Regions from separate parts of the Mus musculus genome. Here region 1 is linked to region 2. Evidence: chromatin contacts called from ENCODE Hi-C data. All regions are on one chromosome and are shown on one strand. The core of a region is the stretch at or near the end of the contact, and the rest is flanking DNA. Distances in the headings are between cores, read along the strand shown. Region 1 has its middle 40 kb from the start of Slc4a3. Region 2 holds the start of Slc4a3 (solute carrier family 4 (anion exchanger), member 3).

What was found. A loop is a pair of places that touch in the nucleus more often than their neighbours do.
Region 1: a map of left cerebral cortex shows a loop between it and region 2 (2.1-fold over the local background). The contact joins the enhancer-like site here to the promoter of Slc4a3 in region 2. A Hi-C loop is called at or near these places in 7 of 37 maps with a recorded cell type or tissue (CH12.LX, heart and left cerebral cortex).

The regions. Positions count from the first base shown.
Region 1 is chr1:75,583,993-75,589,601 of GRCm38, reverse strand. No RefSeq gene overlaps it. Among named protein-coding and RNA genes, the nearest start is that of Slc4a3, 40 kb to the right of the region's middle. Within about 2 kb of position 2,667, at least 1 of the 3 ENCODE cell types and tissues checked has a DNase peak (open chromatin) inside an H3K27ac peak, as active enhancers do; it is left cerebral cortex, where a contact is called at or near this core.
Region 2 is chr1:75,543,050-75,548,433 of GRCm38, reverse strand. Slc4a3 (solute carrier family 4 (anion exchanger), member 3) reads right to left here and starts at 1,972. Exons shown (of 23, transcript NM_001357150.1): 1 at 1,821-1,972; 2 at 1,513-1,662; 3 at 1,036-1,201; 4 at 213-490; 5 at 3-118. The coding sequence starts at 1,563.

The sequences.
Region 1 (5,609 bases), core at 1,418-3,917, 40 kb before region 2:
GGGAATGAGCCACACAAGGATATCGAGTGGAAAGAGCAATTTCTCCGGCTCAGCCCTTGTGCACTCTCTGCCATCTCCCCCAGACATAGCCCACCTAGAATCGAGAAAAAGTGCCCTGACCCCACTCTTTTGCCCCAGGAATTTCAGAGCTTCGTTCTCTAAGCCCCATCCTCATCAAATAAGCAAAATGACTCCCAGGTTGGAAGCTCATATCCAGAGCCACCAGTACGCTAAGCAAGGGCTGGTCTCTAACCCTGGTGCAGTGTGTGGTTCCCCCAAAGGCAAACATCTCCCTTGCCCCAAGAGGAGCTCCACAGAGTACCCTCTCCTGACAGCACTTTACAGATAAGAACACTCTTAAACCCTCTGCCTTCCTTTCCATCCGTCAAGAGCCGCTTCTCACCTCCAAGTTACCCTCCAGCAAAACCCTGCTCTTAGAAAGCGAGCTCTGCAAGCTGGTGCCTCTATTAAGACAGAGCGTTTGACACACCCTGCATTCCATTCAAAACACCCTCAGCTGTCACTTACATAAGAGAACTAGGCAAAGCAGATGGAGCAGCCCAGCGGTGTCTTTGCCTGGGGCAGTATATGCTAATATCTTGGCACAGGCACCTTGAACCACTTTGTTTCCCAGCAAAGTTCCATCAGTTGGAAAGTTCGAGATCAGGAAACGTGAAGAGAGGAAGCTGTTCCTTTTCTTCCTCCAGAAGTTAAAACCACCTTCTTGCTAATTGAATGGCAGTGGAAAATCTTTAGAGCAAATCTTCCAAATCAGCAGGGAGGAGAGCTGGATGCTGCGTAGGGAAAGATACTTGTTCTAGTTTGCTCCATCTTGCTGTGAGAAAACACTCTGACCCAAAGCAACTTGCTGGAGGAGAGAGTTTATTACCTCTTAACCTTCCAGGTCACAGTCCACCACTGAGGGACGTCAAGGCAGGAACTCAAGACAAGAGCTTGAAGCAGAAACCATGGAGGAATGCTGTTTGCTGGCTTGCTGTCTCTGACTCACTCACTGCCTCATGCTCAGCTAGCTTTCTTAAGCCGCCCACATCCACCTTCCTAGGGATGGAACCACCCACAGTGGGCACACACACACACACACACACACACACACACACCTTTTTTTAGGAAACAGCTCTTCTCTCTATACCCCTGAGAAAAGCATAGAGCCCAGACTGGACTACACCTAGCAAACAAGTCCCTTTGATATCAGTGATTTGGCCAGGCTTGGGTAAACAAGCAATCAAGCCAAACCAATCACAGCTTGTTTGGTTTCAGGAATGTTTCCAGCTGGAGTTGGCAGGAGGAACTCTTCTATCCAGAGGACACTCCACAGGGCCCAAGAATCTCCTTTCTCTGGGCCAAATCACTAAACTCCAGCCTCTTCATTGGTGGTGCGAGTATGTGCACGTTCCTTGGCAAGGCTCCAATTCCTTGTGAGTAAGATGGATATAATTATGCAGAGACAGAAGAGTGAGATGGCAGGGAGGGTCAAAGGGCATCAGTGACAACCCTCCCCACACCTCCACACCGCCAATGGCAACCGGTAAGGAACAGAAGACGCCAGAGAAAAACCCGAGGTTCCCAACAGGAAAAAGGCAAGCACTGTGTAAAGGCTCCTAAAAGCTCGTAACTCTAAAGGGATGACGTCATTGAACTTGTAATCTTCTTCCCCTGGCTCTCTGACCCACATCCTTGCTTGCAAGGGCTCTCGTCCTGAATAAACTGTTCCTACCACTGTCCATGTGTCTCTGGTCTGGTTTGCAGTTCCAGAACACAAGGACCTGGAAATCCCAGCAAGTGCCGCTAGACTCTAATATCTGCCTATCCAAATGCCTTATATCTTTATTCCAAGGTTACATGAACTAAGTCTGTTACATGCTTAGAATTGTATCAGCTCTTCCTAAGAACTCAGTGGATGGTTCTTTTTTCCAGACAGCATCCCAGAGCTGCTGACACTGTAAAAGCTGTGTTAGAGATCCACAGACTAGAGGGAGCCCGGCCTCAAAGAAATCTGTCCTCAGATGAAATCTACCCTAGTAGCAAGTCAGTCCTCAAGAAAGTCAACCCTCAAGTGAAGTCTGTCTTTATAGAAAATTATTGTGGGGAGGCTGGAGAGATGGCTCAGCGGTTAAGAGCACTGACTGCTCTTCCAGAGGTCCTGAGTTCAAATCCCAGCAACCACATGGTGGCTCACAACCATCTGTAATGAGATCTGATGTCCTCTTCCTGTGTGTCCGAAAACAAGAAAAGAAAAGAAAATTGTCATGGAGGTAAATAGAGGAAGAACCCAGCCTTCTGCTACTTGGTCAGAGGAGTCTCTAAATTCTACTGTTTTTTTCTTTTTGTCTTATTATCAATATGCTTTTGTTTATCAAATTCCCCTTTTGAAAGTATAAGCACATTCAAGTTCAATTTCTGCAAGATATATCTAAAAAGGCATTTGAATTGCACTGTGTTTAAAAGTCAAATTTTTCCTCAGAAATCCACCCATGATGTGTATCCCTGACTGCACACAATACTGAGGCAACAGCAGGCTTATCTGTGTTTTCCTTTCTTGTTCCTTTTTCCTAAAATTACTTGCCAAACTCCAAGAATTCAAGTCAAGCTGGAAGAGATCCCAAAAGGGGGTAATGCGGAAATCCGACCCAGACACAGCGAGTCACAAATGGGGAAAATAGCACAGTCCTGCAATATCCTGGGACCCAAATTCTAAGAACCTCCTGGAACCTGCAACTCCTGCTCTTCAGGGACAATGAGAGGCCAAGTTAGAACTCAGGCTCTAGACCTCAAGTAATAAGCAAAATCAGAGGCAGAAGAAACCCAACTAAAAGCCAAGAAAAAAAAAGGAGAGGACCCACTCTCACCGCATCTTCCATCATGGCTGTGGTGAATGGAGCCATTAACATGTAAGAAGGAAGCTTTATAATTATCTACAGCAAGCTTTGACTCCATACTTGGCAAGCTAAGGAGAGACAAGTTAAAAGCAACAGAATTGCCTGGTGTGGTGGTACATGCCTTTATTCCCAGAACTTGGGAGGAAGAGTCAGGAAGATCCCAAGGCCAGTCTGGTCTACACAGAGAAGTGCTGTCTCAAAAACTTAAAATAAATAATGAAGAAGAAAAAGAATTCAATAGGAGGCTAGCTATAAAAATGGATATCTGAAAATCAATAGCTTATTCTGCACACACAACTGATTTGAAAATATAATGAAAGAAAAAAATCTCATTTAAATTGCCAAATATATCACACACACACACACACACACACACACACACACACACACAAAATATAAAACTAAACCTAATAGAAATATTCAGGATCTATATGATGTTTTAAAATGTTTAAATTCTAATGAGAGTCTTCATAAATTTTTCAAAACCAACAGATGACAAGGCAGTGTGGGAGAAATTCCTTATGGTGCCCAAGAATAGAAATGAGAGAAGGCAGAGGAAGAGAATGCAAAAAGGCCGAGGAGCCTGGCTAGTCTTGGGACCCACCAAGTATGGCTGCCAGTGTGGACCCGCCAAGTATGGCTGCTGGGGAACTCCCTGGACCTAGGGCCTGGGCACAGGCAGGAGGAGCCAACAGGCCTGCCCTCCTAGACCAAGACAAACCTGACCAAGCTTCCTCACCCCGAGTGCGTCTGGTTTCAGCTTTTTCTCCAACTCTACAGGTTGTGGATAAGCTCAGCCCACAGGTCACACTCAGGTTACAGTTGCTGGAGTTACTTTTTGGGAGTTTGGAGGAAGCCAAATGAAATACCAATCGTTCACTTAGGCCTGAGAAGTGAGCTTCTGTCATCAAAGGGTCTTCACCCTCAAAGTGTGGTAAACGCTGACATTTTCTGAGCACACGCCTGGGGAGCTGTGACATGTGCGCATGCGTGCTCAGAGAACTGACCTCCTGCTTTCTCCCTCAGTCCATCCATCACTTTCACCCATGTCTTAGACCACCCTGCTTCTTGATCTCACAAATATCCTTAAACTCTGCATTTGGGGAGACAGACTGAAGCTTACTCTCCTATTTCCACACAGGAATAAATCTCTCTCTCTCTCTCTCTCTCTCTCTCTCTCTCTCTCTCTCTGTCTTTCTCTTGTGCAAAACTCAGCTCTTCAGTGATCTGCAAACTGTGTAGCAAGTTTGGCCCAGTAACACTACCATCAGCCTCTGAGCCTCCTCTCCTCCCCCAGGGTAGTGCCACCGTCTGGGATTCCAAATATAAGGGCAACCCCCGGAGTAAAGCAAGCCAGCAAAGATGGAGTCTACACAGCAGGACACTGCTGTTAGAAACTCTTTCCCCTTCCAGTGAGTGAAAATCAGACCTCACTCCACTCCCAGTTCACTTAATTCACTCTGGTGAACCCACATCTTCTTCCCAGCTTCCCTACGGTAGAAGAAACCCACGGCAAATACCCATGTGTCCAGTTTCCTGAAGCTCAGCTCGAATAAACCAAGTACCCAAGTCAAATAATGATGGTGGTAATATTGTTATCAAGTGAATTAAAAGATGTTGCTTGAGGGCTGGTGAGATGGCTCAGTGGGTAAGAGCACCCGACTGCTCTTCCGAAGGTCTGGAGTTCAAATCCCAGCAACCACATGGTGGCTCACAACCACCCATAATGAGATCTGATGCCCTCTTCTGGAGTGTCTGAAGACAGCTACAGTGTACTTACATATAATAAATAAATAAATAAATCTTTAAAAAAAAAAAAGATGTTGCTTGAATATCAAGTTATTCTGGATGAGAACAAGGCAACACCCTTTACAATGCACAGTGGGCAACTTAGTACATTCACATCCAACTGTTGGATATTAAGGAGTAATTTCTCATCCTGTTCCAGTTGCCTGGAAACCCCTGCCTCCCTTCACTTCTTTGAGTTGAAGACACTGGTGTGCTCTTTGAAGACATAGGTATCAGCTAGGAAGGTGGATACATAAATCACTGTCTTTCGCTAATCTCACAGGTGAAAGCGGTTCATCAATCAATAATTTTTCTCCCTTCTGCCATGATTTGGGATGATGTGTCTACACTAAGCAGAGTCGGGGAGGGGAGGGGACTAGGGGACACCTGTTCTGGCCTCTGTGTTTTCACCTGGAAAATACTATAAGAGAGATTTGATTATCCCTAGAATTCTGAGATCCACTGGTGTGGTCTGAATGTTCTCTCTCTCTCTCTCTCTCTCTCTCTCTCTCTCTCTCTCTCTCTCTCCCTCTCTCTCTCCCCCCTCTCTCTCTCTCTCAGAGAGAGAGGAGGGGGAGAGAGAGAGAGATCATACGTTAAAACGTAACTACTGTGTAATCCTGAGCTGCAGAGTCTTTAGAAGTGGTTAGTCCATGAATCAGGGTGCTCATGAATGAGATTAGTGACTGTTTAAAAAGGGTAAGTGAATGAACTTAGCAGACATTAAATTAAGAGAATATATCAGGAACAGAAAGACAAATTAGGGGAAAGTGTTAAAAGTTGAGCTTGATGAGGCCAGCCTGGTCTACCGATAAGTTCTAAGGATAGCCAGGGATACACAGAAAAATGCTGTCCAAAAAAAAAAAAAAAAAAAAAAAAAAGCTGAGCTTGGGCCAGCAAGATGGCTCATGGGTAGAAACACTT
Region 2 (5,384 bases), core at 723-3,222:
ACCTGCCGGAGCGCTGGGGGCTCTGGTCAGACTGCAGGCCCACAGAAGGCAAGGCCTTGGCACAGGGAGCCTTGACAGGAAGGCCTGGGCTGTCATCTTCATCACTTCCAATGGAGAACTGTGGACATACATGGACAGACTCATCACTCAGGAGCCACCTCGGTCACATCAGGTCTTGACCAGCCAGCCCTCTGTCCATGAGGAGACCCTACCTTTGCTTTCTGTGGGGGACCTGGGGGTAGAGGCTCCACAGGCTCTGCCTCAGACTCTCCCTCTTCTTCCTCTTCTTCCTCCTCCTCCTCTTCTGCTCCAGCTCCCCCCTCCTCCTGGATAGGGGGTGTCCCTTCTGATGGGGGAGCAGAGGTTTTCTCTTTCTTCCTCTTCCTCCTGGTGTGCCGAGCAGAGGTGGGGGGCGGTCGCCGAAGCTTGTGGGGTGGAGGCAGGCGGGCTGAGAGCGGGTGATGGGTGTGGTGGGATGTGTGCCGGTGAACTGGAGGTGCAGGAGAGTGGGTTGAGACCCCTGAAGCAGAGTGGGGCTTCCCCCACAAGGAGTTCACACCTTATTCTAGCGTGAGATCTAAAACAAAGGCACCCCCAGTCTTTCTTCTAGAGCCAGGACACCCCTCCCAACTATGCATCCCTGCTCCTGTCATTGGTGAGGCCAGGTGGAGTGGGGACAAGAGTGACATAGAGAGAAAGTCGCAAAGGGGAGTCGGGAGATGTGGTACCGAAGAAAGAGAGAAGCTGAGGGAAGACACATCAGGAAACACAGTGGGGCAGAGGGTGAGTGGGACCCAGTGCACGATGAAGGTCACTGAGAGAGACCTCAGGCGCATCTCCCCTACATCTCCCCTGACAGGTGAACAAGGTGATGATGGTATGAGAGGCAGGATGACTTAACATGGCATGGTGGCCCAGCACAGCGTCCAGCACAGGATGACACTGAGTGATCAAGCCGGAGGTGAGCGCAGTAATGGTGGCGATGAAGGTGATGGTGGTGAAGGCTGGGGTGCTAGGGGTCCCCAGGCTACCCACACTCAAAGTCCCGCTCGCTGTAGCTGCGGCTAGGCTTCTCGGGGTCCCAGGCCGGGGTCTTGCTGATGAGGTCCCCAAACCTGCTCACAGCCAAGGTCTTGCCCAAGTCATCATCTTCCTCTTCTACATCTGGACCCAGAGGGGGCTCCTCCAAGGGCACCCGGACCTGCAGGCCAGATAGCCTCTCCTAAGGACCCCTAGTTCATGAACACTCCCCACCCAACCCCAACTCCATACTTCAAGGGCCTTCCCAACACCTTCACCCTTGCCTGCATCAACATCCCCAAAACACCCTCTGAGGGCTTCCCCCCAGGTTGTGGGAGCACCAGCCACAAGTGCATGAAATACCGAAGACCCCCTATTCCTCTACACTACCAATACAGCTCTACATCTGGATCTGGTGGTCCCAGGGTCATCCAGAGGACACCCCGCCCATCCTGCCCCTCCTCCCCCACCCCACCCCCACGCATCAGTCACCTGGGGTAGGGGGGAGGCGCCCCCGGGCGGCGGGATCACCCCATTAGCCATGGCAGGGCTGAAGACTGAAGACTTAGGAGTCTCTCAATCACTATGGGACCCAAACCCTGGGTGAGAAGAAGGGGGCGCTGCAGAGACCTCTTGGGGAGCCTTGAGGAAGGAGGGCGGGGTCAGAAATTGCGCTGGTGGGCCCCCTCCGGGGTGCTCCATCCCGGTGCCCAGCCCGCTCTCCCTTCCGAGGCCCAACCCGGTCCATGTTAGTCCGCTGTCCCTACCCGGCCCGGCGCCCACGCCTTGCCCTTAAGTACCTCCGGGCTCCGGAACCTGCGGGGCTTGGGAGAGCCGCCGCGCCCCATGTCCCTCCCCGCAAGCTCCGGGGCGCGGCTGCCGGGTTCCCGTCCGGCCTCTCGCCGCGCAGAGCCCGGCCAGGCGGACGCAGGCGCCGGAGCCTGCAGTCCACGGCTCCACCTCCTAGCGCTCGGCTGTGCCAGCCCGCCGCCGCCCGGCCGCACAATGGGAGTGGACGATCCCTGACTTACCCCGACCAGGCCAGCGTGGGCCCCGCGCTCGGGTCCCCGCAGGATCCCACCTGCCCGCAAGACCCCTCTCCAGGCGCCCCACGCATTGCGGGGGGGGGGGAGGAGGGGCGGGTGCACGGCCCTAAATTCCCACAATCCCTCAAACACACTCCTCCACCTTGCTTTTAGCCACCCCTCCCTTTCCCTCAGGAGCCCTGGAGGAGACCCTCTTCGCACATACAAGCCTCTCCAGCTTGGACACGAGATCAGAGACCCCTGAAAGCCATTGCCCTCAACACCTCCAGCCTCAGCTCAACTGATGCCCTTCAAAGGCTGGCTTCTGGCGCTGGGCGCCACCCACCATTTGACCTTGGCACATTATCTACCCATCAGTAGCCAGAGGCAGCTGAAACAGGGGCATTCCAATTGGGCCAACCACTCTAAAATCCTGTGGCTAAGCTCTCACTGTTCCTCCACCCGAATCCCGCCCCTGCTCCTCCAACCGTGGAGGACCTATCTCACTTTCCAAGGTCAGAGAGATGTTCGCAAAGGGCACCTGGACACCCCCACCCCCCACCCCCAGTGTTCTCTGAGTCTCTGAAACTGGGCATCTAGAATAACCCATGCTCATAAAAGCCCTGAATGACAGTCCGTTTAAGCCAGACCCCTACACCTTAGAACAAACAAAGGGAGAAGAACTGGGGGTCAGCAGAAGGTGGGGTGGGAAGGAGGGGAGAGAAGCATGTACAAAGTAGAAGCTGCTCTGACCCCTGCGCTGCGAGATCTCAGCCCTACCCAAGGGAAGAGTGTACACACAGAGCCCTGGGGATTGCTTGAAGCAGCTGGTCGCATCCCATCTACAATCAGTTCAAACAGTTCAGGATCCCCAGGCCAGAGAAATGATCCTGCCACAACTAAGATGGATCTTCTGAGAGCTGGGCATGGAGGTACCCGGCTTTAATTCCATCGCTTAAAAGGCTGAGAGCCTGGCAGTGGTGGCACACGCCTTTAATATCCACACTTTGGAGGCAGAGGCAGGCGGATTTCTGAGTTCGAGGCCAGCCTGGTCTACAGAGTGAGTTCCAGGACAGCCAGGGCTACACAGAGAAACCCTGTCTCGAAAAACAAAAACAAACGAAAAAGGCTGAGTAGTCTCTAGGGGTTCAAGGCAAAACCTGGTCTACACACTGAGTTCCAGCCAGCCAGCGCTACATATTAAAACCCTGTCTCAAAAAACAACAACAAAACCCTATCAACGGAACAAACAAAAAGCCAGTTTATCCATATCAATCCAGAGAATCCCAGATAGGCATGGCCCACCTCTGAGGTGATTCTAGATGTCATCACGTTGACAATTTACACTAACCATCCTAGGGAAGTATTATTCCTTTGTCTGAGAACATGGGGATGCAGGAAGGCGTGATCCCCCATAGAGGTTCACCTAGGAAGAAGGTTACCCACAAGTTTGGGCATCCTTGGTGGATTGCAGATGATGGCTGTCTGAGCCCCGGCCATTTATTCCAGACTTCTCACAGTCATCCGTGTTTACAAAGATGTCAGCACTGGGTGTCAGCTATGCAGAAACAGGACATGTGAGTTGCTTTCCTAAAGCCAAGCCCATGACGCCCATGGGCTGGCGTTGAATTGTGTCCCCTGAAACTCACATGCGAATTCTCAACGTCCATGACCTCAGAATGAGCCCTTATTTGGAAATAAGACCATTGTAGTTGTTAAGGGCATCCTGGAGTGGGGTGCTCTCCTTTCTTATCCGATATGGTGTGTCTATAAAAAGGGGAGATTTGGACACAGACACACATGGAAAGAACACTGTGTGAAGACTGGCGGCATGCCACCACAAGCCAAGGAAACTCCAAAACACGGAGAGGCCTGGAACAGGTCCTTCCTGTGCATCTTCAGAAAGAACTGGTGTCTGCAGATACTTGACTTCAGACACTGTGAAGCTGTTCTCTCTGTTACCCTTCATTGCAGCAGCCGCAGTGAAGTAACCTGTTGCCCCTGTCCTTCACCCTGAGCCAGCTAACTTGGCCTTAGGATTTTTTAAAAGATTTGTTTGTTTGTTTGTTTGTTTGTTATAAGTACACTGTAACTGCCTTCAGACACACCAGAGGAGGGCATCAGATCCCATTACAGATGGTTGTGAGCCACCATGTGGTTGCTGGGAATTGAACTCATGACCTCTGGAAGAGCAGTCAGTGCTCTTAACCACTGAACCATCTCTCTAGCCCCGGCCTTAAGTCTTAATGGAGCCATCCCTTGTTGGGAATACCCTAGGAGGATCCCTTTCGCCTTCCTTCTGTCCTCTACATCTTAGTGCTGGACCCTCCCCCACAGCCTGGAAAACCATCAGGGAGTCTTATCTCAAGACAGCCTGAGAAGTTTTTGTCAACCTGGGAGCCCTAGGGTGCTGGGTTACATAACACACAACTTGTCCCTTAGAGATCCCAATCCAGAATGGATGTTGCACATGGATTCTCCTCTCACTTAGAAGGGAACACCAAACTAGTCCCTTGGAGACCCTCATCCCACCTGGAGTCAGGAACTTCAGCCTCGACTCCACAAGCATCTCACTTTTATCATCCATGTCTCTGGAATAATGAGGTAAATCGTCCCCCTGGGAGGGTTTTTAGAAGCCCACGTTCCTCTCTCATTCTGCGGCAGGGTGGGCAGGTGGTGTTGGCTCGCCTATCACTTGCTTCCTGTTAGCTCGTTCTATTCGATGTATTATGTATTCCTTCATTACGCCTGCAGCTCTCCCAGCATTCTGCCTCCAGCATACCTGTACCTGCCAGTCACCCATTGGGAGTTCTGATAGGGACTTTATTACTGTGACAAGGATGACCCATGCATGCATCATGGATGGCCACTTTGGTGTTTGTTGGCCACCACTTCCAAAGCCTATGTATGCTTAAATGCTGACAGAAATGGTGACAGCAAAGACAGACAAAACCAGTGACAGACAGGTTCAAAACAAGAGCTACCCCACTCACTCTCCCTCATAATGAAGTCTGATTTGGACTTCTCACCTGCATGTTGATACTCCAGAGTGACTTCTTGATACATGTAATGCCACCACAACCCATGTCCTCTGTCCAGGGAGCAAGATCCATTTTGGCATCCAGAGTTGGCTAGAGATACAAGTACAATTTTCACAGTTCCTCACAATTGAGCCAGGAGCCAACAGAGTACATTTCTCTTAGAGCCATTCCCAAGAATGGCTTGATCTTGGGGTTAAACATGTTAGAAGCTAGTCCAGTATAAAACATATCTGTCATCTATGGCAACCTAAATCTGTGACACCTCTTCATGGAAGTTCTCTCTCGCCAAGGTAGAAGC